Regions from separate parts of the Homo sapiens genome. Here region 2 is linked to region 1. A link is an interaction called in ENCODE POLR2A ChIA-PET data of the cell type or tissue named here. Cell type or tissue: Panc1. All regions are shown on one strand. Each heading gives the region's core, and the rest is flanking DNA. Links, peaks and the distances in the headings are about the cores only.

What was found. Peaks named below come from ENCODE experiments on the same cell type or tissue, not always from the same donor. Only the 100,000 strongest peaks of a DNase experiment are listed, where the experiment ranks them.
Region 2: POLR2A ChIA-PET joins it to region 1 with 9 read pairs; 2 of 35 experiments call an interaction of 5 or more read pairs at or near these places.

Annotation. Positions count from the first base shown.
Region 1 is chr4:41,321,618-41,327,328 of GRCh38, reverse strand. No RefSeq gene overlaps it. Among named protein-coding and RNA genes, the nearest start is that of UCHL1, 68 kb to the right of the region's middle. In Panc1, for the core only: no CTCF peak of the experiment used is centred there; no DNase peak of the experiment used is centred there.
Region 2 is chr4:41,422,305-41,428,015 of GRCh38, reverse strand. It overlaps a transcript of LIMCH1 not described here. Among named protein-coding and RNA genes, the nearest start is that of LIMCH1, 110 kb to the left of the region's middle. In Panc1, for the core only: no CTCF peak of the experiment used is centred there; a DNase peak (open chromatin) is centred at 3,007.

The DNA.
Region 1 (5,711 bases), core at 303-5,302:
TAGTCACAACTACTCAGGAGGCTGAAGTGAGAGAACTGCTTGAGCTCTGGAGGCGAGGGTTGCAATGAGCTGAGATGGCACCACTCACTGTACTTTAACCTGGTGACAGAATAAGACTCCATCTCAAAAAATAAATAAATAAATTTAAAATAATTAAAAATAAAATAAAAATATCTGCAATATATAAGATGTGCATGTAGTTGAATAATAGTTTGGGGGGAGGAAGTAACCAATATTTTTTCAATTCATTTTTTTAGCAGCTTTATTAGGATATAAGTCATATGTGATACAATCCACCAATTTAAAATATACAACTCATTGGTTTTAGTATATTCACAAAGTTGCGCAACCATCCCCACCATCAATTTTAGAATATTCATCACCTAAAAGGAAACCTCCTACCCAGTAGCAGTCACTCCCATTCCTCCCCCAAGCCCTAGCAACCACTATTTTATGTCTCTATGAATTTGTCTATTCTGGACATTCATATATACAAAGTTATACAATATAAGGTCTTACATGTCAGGCTTCTTTCACTTCCCATAATGCCTTCAAGGTTCATCCAATATTGTCTCATGTACCAGCACTTCATTAATTTTTATCACCAAATAATATTTCATTATATGAATATAAAGCATTTTATCCATTCATTAGTTGATGGACATTTGGGTTATTTTCACTTTGGGCTACAATGAATAATGCTGCTATGAACACTTGTTTTTGTGTGGACATATATTTTTATTTCTATTGGAGTAGAATTGCTGGGTCATATGGCAACTCTATGCTTAATGTTTTGAGAAATTCCCAAACCATTTTCCACATTTGCTGCACCATTTCACATTGTCACAGTCTGCCCTACCCTCCTCTCCCCCATTCAAGCACTTAGGTCTTTCTTTTCCCATTGCCTCAGGAGAAGGATGTGACTGGCTGAAAGAAGAAAAAAAGAGTGTTTCTGACTTTCATTTCTAAAAGCCTTAGGAAACCAGTGAAGACTGGCAGAATAAATGTAAAAAAAAAAAAAAGGAAAAAGGAATTAGAGAGAGAGGACTTCCCTCATTCCACTCCACCCTAATCTTCAATACAAAGAAAAATTCCTTCCAGGGCTGAGAAGAGAACAAGAGATCAGAGAGAAGAGATAAGAAGGCAGCTGTTTGGGGGTCCCAAGGAGGTTGTTAGATGGGCAACATGCTTTCCTTATTAAGTAGACTGACAAAGCTCAGGGAGGAAATTGCTGCATAGGACATCTAGGCTCCTGGGTCTTTAGAGTCTTGCAGACATTTCCTCATCCCAGCATGGCAAGAAGAGCAGATGTTTGAGTGCACTCTAAGCTAACACAAAAGGGCCAGATTGGCAATGAGAAAAGAAAAATAGCTCAGAGCTGTCTGAGCTATATGGAGGTATGCAGGCCCAGAGAGACATGAGTATGAAACTTCAATCATTCCCCACAAAATGCCCCCTCCACATATCCCATACCTGGGGGCAACTATTTAAAGTCATTTTGTCCCCAACTACCTGCCTTGCCCATTATCCTCATGTTCCTGGAATTTGTGAGACAAAGAACAATGGATAACCAATAGCTTGCATAATTCTAATGTAACTTCTTGGTAAACAACTCAACAACTGCTTCTTCTTTCCCTTTAAAAATCCACTTGTAACTGCTGCCAATCAGAGTGTCTATTCAGAGCAACTTGAATCGGTGCTCCTTGGTTGCAACTCTTAAGCTTGGCCCAAATTAACTATACTTATATTAATTTTGCCTCAGCTTCTTCCTTTTGAAACTGCTTTTGCAAAATTATGACAGTAAGAGAAATCTGACCTTGACTCCATCTTGCTTCTGACCTCCAAGCTGTCTTTGATCATTGCTGGCTATAGGCCAGGCTAACTTTAAGAGGAATATAGTTTATAGTTTAACTTGAAAGTAAGAATAATAGTACCTCCCTAAAACTAACCCCCTCCTTGCTCAGGGACCAAAAACCACCTTTTTAAAACTAAAGAAAGGCCACAAGATTAGGATAGGGGGGCCTGAACTTGGCTCAAATGTAGGCATAGTTTCTATAATTCCTTGCTGCTCAGGGGTCATATGGCCAGAGGTCACAAGACTTGTGACTTTCCCAATTGCCCTTACAGATAAATAACGTCACTATTATAGAACCTAAGGATTGGTTTCTTTGAGACGTTTTTCAGACTGACCCCCACCCGGACTCGGAACTCACGACTCAACTAATCCTGTGGCCCCACCCAGAGGTAGACACAGCACATGAGGCCAGTTTTCCACATCCTATGATTTCATCCTAAACCAATCATCCCTAGCCTCCTGCCCACAAGATTGTCCATAAAAACCCTAACCTCCAAGTCATCAGGGAGACAGATTTGAGTGATAACTCCAGTTCTCCCACACAGGCCGGCCTCATGTCAATTAAGCTCTTTCTCTACTGCAGTGCCCTGGTTTCAGTGAATTAACTTTGTCTTTGCGGTGGGCAGGAAGAACTTATCAGGCGATTATGCTTTAGGTTGATAGCAGGATTGAAGGACACATCAATGGCAATGTGCAGAGATGGAGGCCCTGGGACCTACACTCAAACACCTTGGATCTACATAAACCTCCCAGAATTTAGATTTAATCTCGGGGAAAGAGGTGGTAAGGGAAGCCCATAATGATTAAGATTAATTTTCTACCAGTCTAGAAAAATACAGGTTCAAAATTCAGTTGTGTTTCTTGTTTGTTTTTTTTTGAGACGGAGTCTCGCTCTGTTGCCCAGGCTGGAGTGCAGTGGCACAATCTCGACTCACTGCAACTTCCGCCTCCCAGGTTCAAGCGATTCTCCTACTTCAGCCTCCCGAGTAGCTGGGACTGCAGGCGCACGCCACCACACTCAGCTAATTTTTGTGTTTTTAGTAGAGACAGGGTTTCACCATGTTGGTCAGGCTGGTCTCGAACTCTTGACCTCGTGATCCACCCACCTCGGCCTCCCAGTGTGCTGGGATTACAGGCATCAGCCACCACACCCAGCCTCAGTTGTGTTTTTGATATCAGACTAGGTTTATTCTGCCCACACTCAGCAAGTCAATCACTGTGATGATGGGTTTTGCAAAAGAAACAGTTTACTCACAAGGCAGCCAAGGAAGGAGGTGGGAGATCCAGAGGGATGTTTATGGGACAGAGGAGCAAGGTGGTCTGAGGCGAGGGGAAAGGTAATTAGGGATAAGGAAAAGTGAGTTAATCCACAATCTGTGCACGCATAGTCTAGCTTCATGGCTCTTCATAGAACACATGTTCTGAAAATGGCAGTGTTAGCATGATCTGCGGGTAGAATTTTTGGCCCTCTAATGTCAAAATGTCTCCTCTCAAGAATTCTCCCAGGCCCAGTTGAATGGTTGATGGTCTTAACCAGCTTGAACTGGACAAGAGCTGCCCCTTAGCTCCTGAAAAACAACCTTAAGCAACTGTTACTATGGTGACCCACAGTCAGAGATGTTATCTATAAGGAAGCTAGTAGGAGTTTAGTTCTGTATTATTTGGCTTTATGACTTGCTAGTGGGAGTTTTTAGATCAACTAGAAGTAAGTGATTAAAAGCAAGCAGGGCAGGTTAAGTTTGGTGGGCTTAATCAAGTTAACCCTCAGTTAAATTTTGGCAAAGTGAAGAAAATCGTATTTTTGAGGTACACACTAAGATTAGTATCCACCACATAAACTTAGAAAAAAGACTAAAGAAATCAAATGTTCAACAAATATATGAAAAGACACACTCACTGCTGAAAGTACCATGTGCAGTAAGCATATGGAACAAAAGGAATTTTTCCAAATTTCTTATACAGCAATCAGTGGAAACCACCACTTTGGAGAGCAAGTTAGCAGTACTTAGTAAAATTGAACAGTGGTAGATCCTATGACCCAGCCACTGCATTTCTAGGTATATACTCTGGAGAACTCTTGCATAAGGATGCCAAGAGATATGCAAAAGAATGCTCACTGTAATACTTGTAATGTTACGTAATGGTAAAAATAAACTTAAAACAAGCTAAGAGTTCATCAACAGGGGAATAAATGAATAAATTGTCCCACATGCATTCAAGGGAATTCTATGCAGCCTTGCCTCCAAAAATGTGATGCCCAACCAGCAGTGTTGGCTTCAGTTGAGAACTTCAGACATACCAAATCAGAATCTGTACTTGAACAAGATCCTGTAGTGATTCATGTGCCAATTAAGGTTCAAGAAGGGCTGTTCTTACAGTTAAATGAATGAACTATGGCTCCTTGTGTCAACTTGGATAACTCTTAAAAATATAATTTCAGAGAAAAAAATACAAGCTGCCAAAGTTTAGTAACAGTATTATTGAGTCAGGATAGATAGTAAAGGAAATAACCATGTCCTTGGGACATGAAAACTGCACCGTCAACACATGAGCTGGTAACAATGTCAGTTACCATGTCTGTTATGTGGGACACAGCAACTGCACCAGCAACGTAACAAACCCCAGTACTCACATTGTGATCAAGCCCATCCAAGCAGAACTATCTTCAGGGACTTTCCCCTGTAGAAAGCATGCGCATTTTAATTTTACTTGTCCTCAGATTGACCCTTTGCTCATTATAATAGTAAAAAACACACCCCTGGATGGAGATTGAAGATGCTAATGAGACATGTGATACATGAACAAGCACGTACAGCTACTGAGAATACCCAAAAGACCACCTATAATATACTTACTAGCAACATCCTTTCCCACCCGTTATGAATAATTATGTGATATGGTTTGGCTCTATGTCTTCTCCCAAATCTCATGTTGAATTGTAATCTCCAGTGTTGAGGGAGGGACCTGGTGGGAGGTGATTGAATCATGGGGGCAGATTTCCTCCTTGCTCTTCTCTTGATAGTGAGTGAGTTCTCATGAGATCCAATGGTTTAAAACTGTGTGGCACTTCCCCCTTCTCTCTCTCTTGCCACCATGTGAAGAAGATGTTTGCTTCCCCTTCACCTTCTGCCATGATTATAAGTTTCCTGAGGCCTCCCAGTCATGCTTCCTATGAAGCATGTGGAACTGTGAGTCAATTAAACCTCTTTTCTTCATAAATTACCCAGGCTCAGGTAGTTCTTTATAGCAGTGTGAGAATGGACTATTACAGAAAATTGGTACCAAGAGTGGAGTATTGCTAAAAAGATACCTGAAAATGTGGAAGCAACTTTGGAACTGGGTAATGGGCAGAGGCTGGAACAGTTTAGAGGGCTCAGAAGAAGACAGGAAGATGATGGAAGATTTAGAACTTCCTAGAGATTTGTTGAATGGTTGTAACCAAAACACTCATAGTGATATGGACAATGAAGTCCAGGCTGAGGTGCTCTCAGATGGAGATGAGGAACTTATAGGAAACTGGAGTAAAGGTCACTCTTGCTATGCTTTAGGAAAGAGACACAGCATTTTGTCCCTGCCCTAGAGATCTGTGGAACTTTGAACTTGAGAGAGATGATTTAGGGTATCTGGCAGAAGAAATTTCTAAGTAGCAAAGCATTCAAGATGAGACCTGGCTGTTTCTAAAAGTGTACACTCATGTGTGTGAACAAAGAGATTATCTGAAACTGAAACTTCTGTTTAAAAGAGAAGCAGAGCATAAAGGTTTGGAAAATTTGCAACCTGGTTGTGTGGTAGAAAAGAAAAAATTTTCTGGGGAGAAATTTAAGCCTGCTACAGAAATTTCCATAAGTAAAGAGGA
Region 2 (5,711 bases), core at 228-5,227, 100 kb before region 1:
ATTTTTTTTTTATTGCTGAATACACAGAGGTAAAAAGGAACCAGTAAATTCTTCTTCTTTTTTTTTTTTTTTCCAAATAGATGCACCATTTTGTAGGTAAACAAGGTGAGGAAATAGAACTAAGCTCTAAGGACTAGACAATGTGGTATGAGTTAAAGCAAAACTTTAGCTGAATCCGTCAGGAATGATTGATTGAATTTAACTAGGGAACTCATGTGTTTGTACAATCTAAAGAAGGAAGACGTCCTGTTTTGGTAAGATAACCTTAAGTCTGGCTTCTGTTTTATTTTTGTTATGTATTTTTGTAATTTGGGGTTTGAATAAGCAAGAGTGCAAAGGTCTCCTGGCAAAAGCTCCTTTGTTAAAATCCAGAAAAACAAACAATCAACATTGATGTTTTGGAACAGGCCACAGCTGTCCGGCTTTCAAACATGTTACCTTCCACTTCTTTAAGGAAATGAACACACAAAGGCTTTCAGAACTGTCTGGCCCAGCGGAGGTCACTGCTCGGAACCAAGTGATTTCTTGCCTAAGACAGGGAGAGGGCAGTAGGATAGGAGGGAGGAAATGGCCCCGAAGACTGTACATACAAAAGTGCCCATTCTTTTGACCCTCAGGCCGAAGGAAAACAAAAATCCATCATTTGTGAGCTTGGCAAAGGAAGCTTTACTTTGAAGATAAATTTTATGGGGTACTTAAAACACATGATATGGCCTTCCTTGGAGTCAGAAGAAGTGAGTAGTTCACTGCAGGCAGGCCCTATGCAGTTCAGAGTGGAGAGAGGGAAGGGGTGGGAAGGACAATGAAAGTAACTCAAAGAAATTAAAAGATCTCAAGCCATCAAAACATCCTCTCCAAATTTTGCAAGAAATGTTTATATGTAAAATAACTTAAGTCCTGCCACTTTCTCTGACCACCAAATAGAATCAGGAGGTGCCAATGATCAATCATTCTTTGATTGACCCAACATGAATTGTATGTCTCTTTCTGTGCCCAGGAATTGTGTGAGGCACTGGAGGTAGAGACTAATAATGCCACCTCTCCATCCATGGCCTCAAAGAGTTATGAGTTAACTGGAATTTCACTGAATACATCAAACATATATTATTTTCATATACCAAGTAGAAATGAGTATGTTTTTTACTTAGTATCTTACTTGTAATGGTTATTTTAGGTGAAAGGAAAACCCACGTCAACTGTAAACATGAGAGCCTAGATTTTTCCACTAATTTCAGCAAGGCTGAAGAAGTTTGTTTACAAAGACCTGTCAAACACACTCGGGAATGGGTGGCTCTTTTGAGCAATAATGTTTCCGTGCCAACTCTTAAGTTTAAAAGGGAGAGTCCCTGGTAGGAAATGACAATGCTGTGTGGAAACAACAGCAGTATATATTGGACTCTTTACACCCAGAGGACAATCATTTCCAAATCTATCTTCAAATATGAAAGGCAGTAATATGTAGAGAACCTTCAAAGGACTGAGTTATCTGAATTACTCTAAGCATATAATATTTCTAAAGTAAAATTGCCAGGATAAAGTCATGATTCCTAAATTTAACTAAAGTCTCCTGTGAAATGTCTATACTGTTACAAACATCTATTACTATCATAAAGAAAGATGTAGAAAAACACTTCTCATATACAGACCATGAAAAGAACTAAGAATCACCTGGAATCTTACAAGAATCTTTTCACGGGCCGGGCGCAGTGGCTCACGCCTGTAATCCCAGCACTTTGGGAGGCCGAGGCGGGCGGATCACGAGGTCAGGAGATCGAGACCATCCCGGCTAAAACGGTGAAACCCCGTCTCTACTAAAAATACAAAAAATTAGCCGGGCGTAGTGGCGGGCGCCTGTAGTCCCAGCTACTTGGGAGGCTGAGGCAGGAGAATGGCGTGAACCCGGGAGGCGGAACTTGCAGTGAGCCGAGATCCCGCCACTGCACTCCAGCCTGGGCGACAGAGCGAGACTCCGTCTCAAAAAAAAAAAAAAAAAAAAAAGAATCTTTTCACTCTCTCAGATTTCATAGTTAGCATCCTTAGTTTCAAATCAAAACCACTCACATGCATATAAATGTTCCTTAAAACAGCAGCACCTCAGACATCCAACTCTCAGCTGCCCAGCAACCCAAGTCCTCTAAGACAGCCATGAAACTAGAAGTTTAAGTGTCTGCATATGTGGGCAGAATCCCAAACAGAAAAGCCTCCAACAGGAAGAGGGAAGAAATGTGTTTGTCAGGAAACTGTTTTCAGAGATTGGCAACTGATTGTAAACAACTAAAAGTGAACACAATTGATTAAAAAGAAGCAGGTAGCAGAGGCAGCAGGCAAAAGAAAAGAGATGGGGTGGTAAGAAAGAGACCACCCAGGCCAGGTGGGTGTGGTGGCTCACACCTGTAATCCCAGAACTTAGGGAGGCTGAGGCCAGCAGATAACCCGAGGTCAGGAGTTCGAGACCAGCCTGGCCAACATGGCGAAACCCTGTCTCTACTGAAAATACAAAAATTAGCCAGGTGTGGTGGTGCACACCTGTAGTCTCAGCTACCTGGGAGGCTGAGGTGGGAGAATCGCTTGAACCCGGGAGGCGGGGGTTGCAGTGGGCAGAGATCATGCCACTGCATTCCAGCCTGGGCAACAGAGTGAGACTCCGTCTTTAAAAAAGAAAAACTGCCTGAGAATACTGAAAAGCAAGGGTGGAAACCAAGACCAAGAGAAGAGGATTAAGGAAGAAATAGATGAGACAGGATCAGTTCATGGGATCAAGACCCTTCCCAGACATGAAGCCATTAGAAGTCATTCTCTCTCTGTATTAAAACAAGCAAATTACTTTTTACATCTGTTCCATGTTTAAAATCTTTTTAAACGTTCAGAAGGAAAACAGATATGCCCTTCTTAGTTTAAGAACCAATTTGTATCAGGCCAAACCCCAGGTTGTTAAAAGCAATGAACGATGTCACACTCTTCAAGCACTGATAAAGGAGGAGATGGACCAGGGAAGTGACTGAGGAATCTGGTGGCCGAGAGGAATATTTTTACAATTGAGAGACAAGGCTAATCAGGATCTAAAACAGACACCCAGAAGGAAGACCAAAGACGATTTTCCTTCTGATTTTCTCTTTGCTGCAGAGCCTAAAAGAAGTACAGGTTTCCTGCAGGAAACAGAAGATGAATGATACCAATAGCTGCTGTCTGGCCCAGGGGAATCCAATATTTTTAAGGCAGACTGGGCAACAGCTAACAGCAACATAAGCAGGAAATAGTTCCAAAAAGCCACTATGGTCTACAATTCCAAAACCCCAAGTTCTGAAACCCAAAAGTATGCAAGCTTGGTGAAAACTCAATTAGTGACAAAACCTGACCTGAACTGACTTGCAGCTGCATTGTCTTTATTTATTCAATGTGAACATTCATAAGTTTCATTACAAAACAAAAAAAAATGATATGTTTGGATATGGGTGCTGCTACTGAAGAAGTTACATAATACATGCTATCTGCACTGTATAAACTTTTTTAAATCTGGAAAATTCTGATATATGAAAGGCGTTTGGCCCCAAGAGTTTCAGATAAGGGTCCACGGGTTTGTAAGAATCCATGGTAAGATTACTTTAAGCAGCCAATAAGAATCTGTGAAAACAGCTTTTAACTGTAATTCAGGTGGTTTCATTCCACTGACTTCTAACACTCACTATATGCTTGGTGCTGGGCTATGTACTAATGTGTTTATTTCCAAACGGTCTCAATTTACTTTTGCTGTATATATAAAACAAGATCAGAAGACAGAATCATGATCACTGCTTGAATCATTAGCAGAGTTCCATGTTCACAGGGAGAGAAAGAGAGAGGGAGAGAAGGAGGGAGGGAGAGAGGGAAAGAGGGAGCCCTACGTCACATGTATAAGGCTAGTACGCATGGTAAAAAGAAAATAAAAAGTTTAATTAAAAAGTCTGAGTCAATCATATCAAAATGAGAGAAAGAAAAGGCAGGAAGGAGGGAATCACACTAATGATGGTATGCCAGTATCCTATCCTTGTTATTCTGATGCTCAGAACATCACTCATGGGCAAAGAGTAACTCATTGACTGGCCCTGGCAGCCTGAAACACCACTGAGATGCCCTATGCTACTTCACAGTTATCCCCAACCCACCTTTCCCTTCTCTCCACCAAGCCACTCCAATCTTTCCCATATTAAACACTTACTTTCCCCCAAACTCCACACCTTTATAGCACTTTCACCGAAAATTTAACTTCTCAATTCTCAGCCCTCACCCAAGAATTCTCCCAGATTGGGATAATCACAGACACCAGAATATTTTGATGTATTTTGAACATATAGAATGTATCTGCTTAGAGGACTTTTGGTCCCACCCTCACTCTCCCCCAGGCTATAGGCTTGGAGAAGGCAGGAGCTTGAGACCTGTTTGCTTGTATCAAAACAAGCCCACAACTGACCCATTTCTTTGCCTCTCCCAATAGACCACCACCATAGCTTCTCACCTCCCCTCCCATTTCCACTCTCAAATCCATCTGCTAGCAGTCTCAGAGCTCTGCAGGATTCCTTTTTTTTTTTTAACCCCAAGACAACATATTTGTATTTAATGCAAATTACTTTTTGCTCATTTGCAAAATTCATTTTAACAGCCTCTTGATCATGTTGGTGTGCATACCACCCAAAACTCTTTCCCAGACTTCATGAAATTCAAATCTTTCCATTTGTGGATAGCTGTAGTCAAAGCCAAAAGGCTTTCCCTGAAAAGATTACTTGGAAAGAAAAGTTATAGCTTCAAGCCAGAACATAAGTTTGCGGCTTTCTTTACTTCTCCATATCATACGGAGGGTGTCTGACGCTGATGTTTATCAAGCACCCCATGAATGTTAGCCTTCACAGTAGTCCCCTCAGAAGGGCATTCATTGATTTCATTGTGGCTGCTGCTGGGTAACAGAACTCCATTTTAAATCCCCAGGCTGGGTACGGTGGCTCACACTTGTAATTCCAGCACTTTGGGAGGCCAAGGCGGAGGATCACTTGAACCCAGGAGATCAAGACCAGCCTAAGCAACATAGCGAAACCCCATCTCTACAGAAAATTGAAAACATTAGCTGGGTGTGGTGGCACACACCTGCAATCCCAGCTCCTCAGGAGGCTGAAGCAGGAGGATTACTTGAGTCCAGGAGGTCAAGGCGGCAGTGAGCCATGATTGTGTCACTGCCCTGCAGCCTGGGTGACAGAGCAAGACCCTTTATCAAAGAAAAAATAAAAAAGGAAAGAAAGAAAAAAGAAATGTCCGTATCTGCTAGAGCCACACAGGAAAACCACAATCTGGCCACACAAGCTAAACAGCTTTTTAGTCCCAAATTGATTATATACCATTTTCTTGCACTACCTTTGAAGCTGCTTTCTATATCTGAAGAAGGAAAAAGGTATCAAGTAATGTCTACATTTTTACTAAATTGAGGCTGAAGTAAATTTTTTCTTTTAAAAAAATTAATATTAACCTTTAAAGCATATTTAAAATAAGGTGATACCATACCTGGCCTGGCACGGTGGCTCACACCTGTAATCCCAGCACTTTGGGAGGCCGAGGCAGGCAGATCACTTCAGATCAGAAGCTCAAGACCAGCCTGGGCAATGCCGTGAAACCTCGTCACTACTAAAAATTCAAAAATTAGCTGGGCATGGTGATGCGCGCCTATAATCCAAGCTACTTGGGAGGCT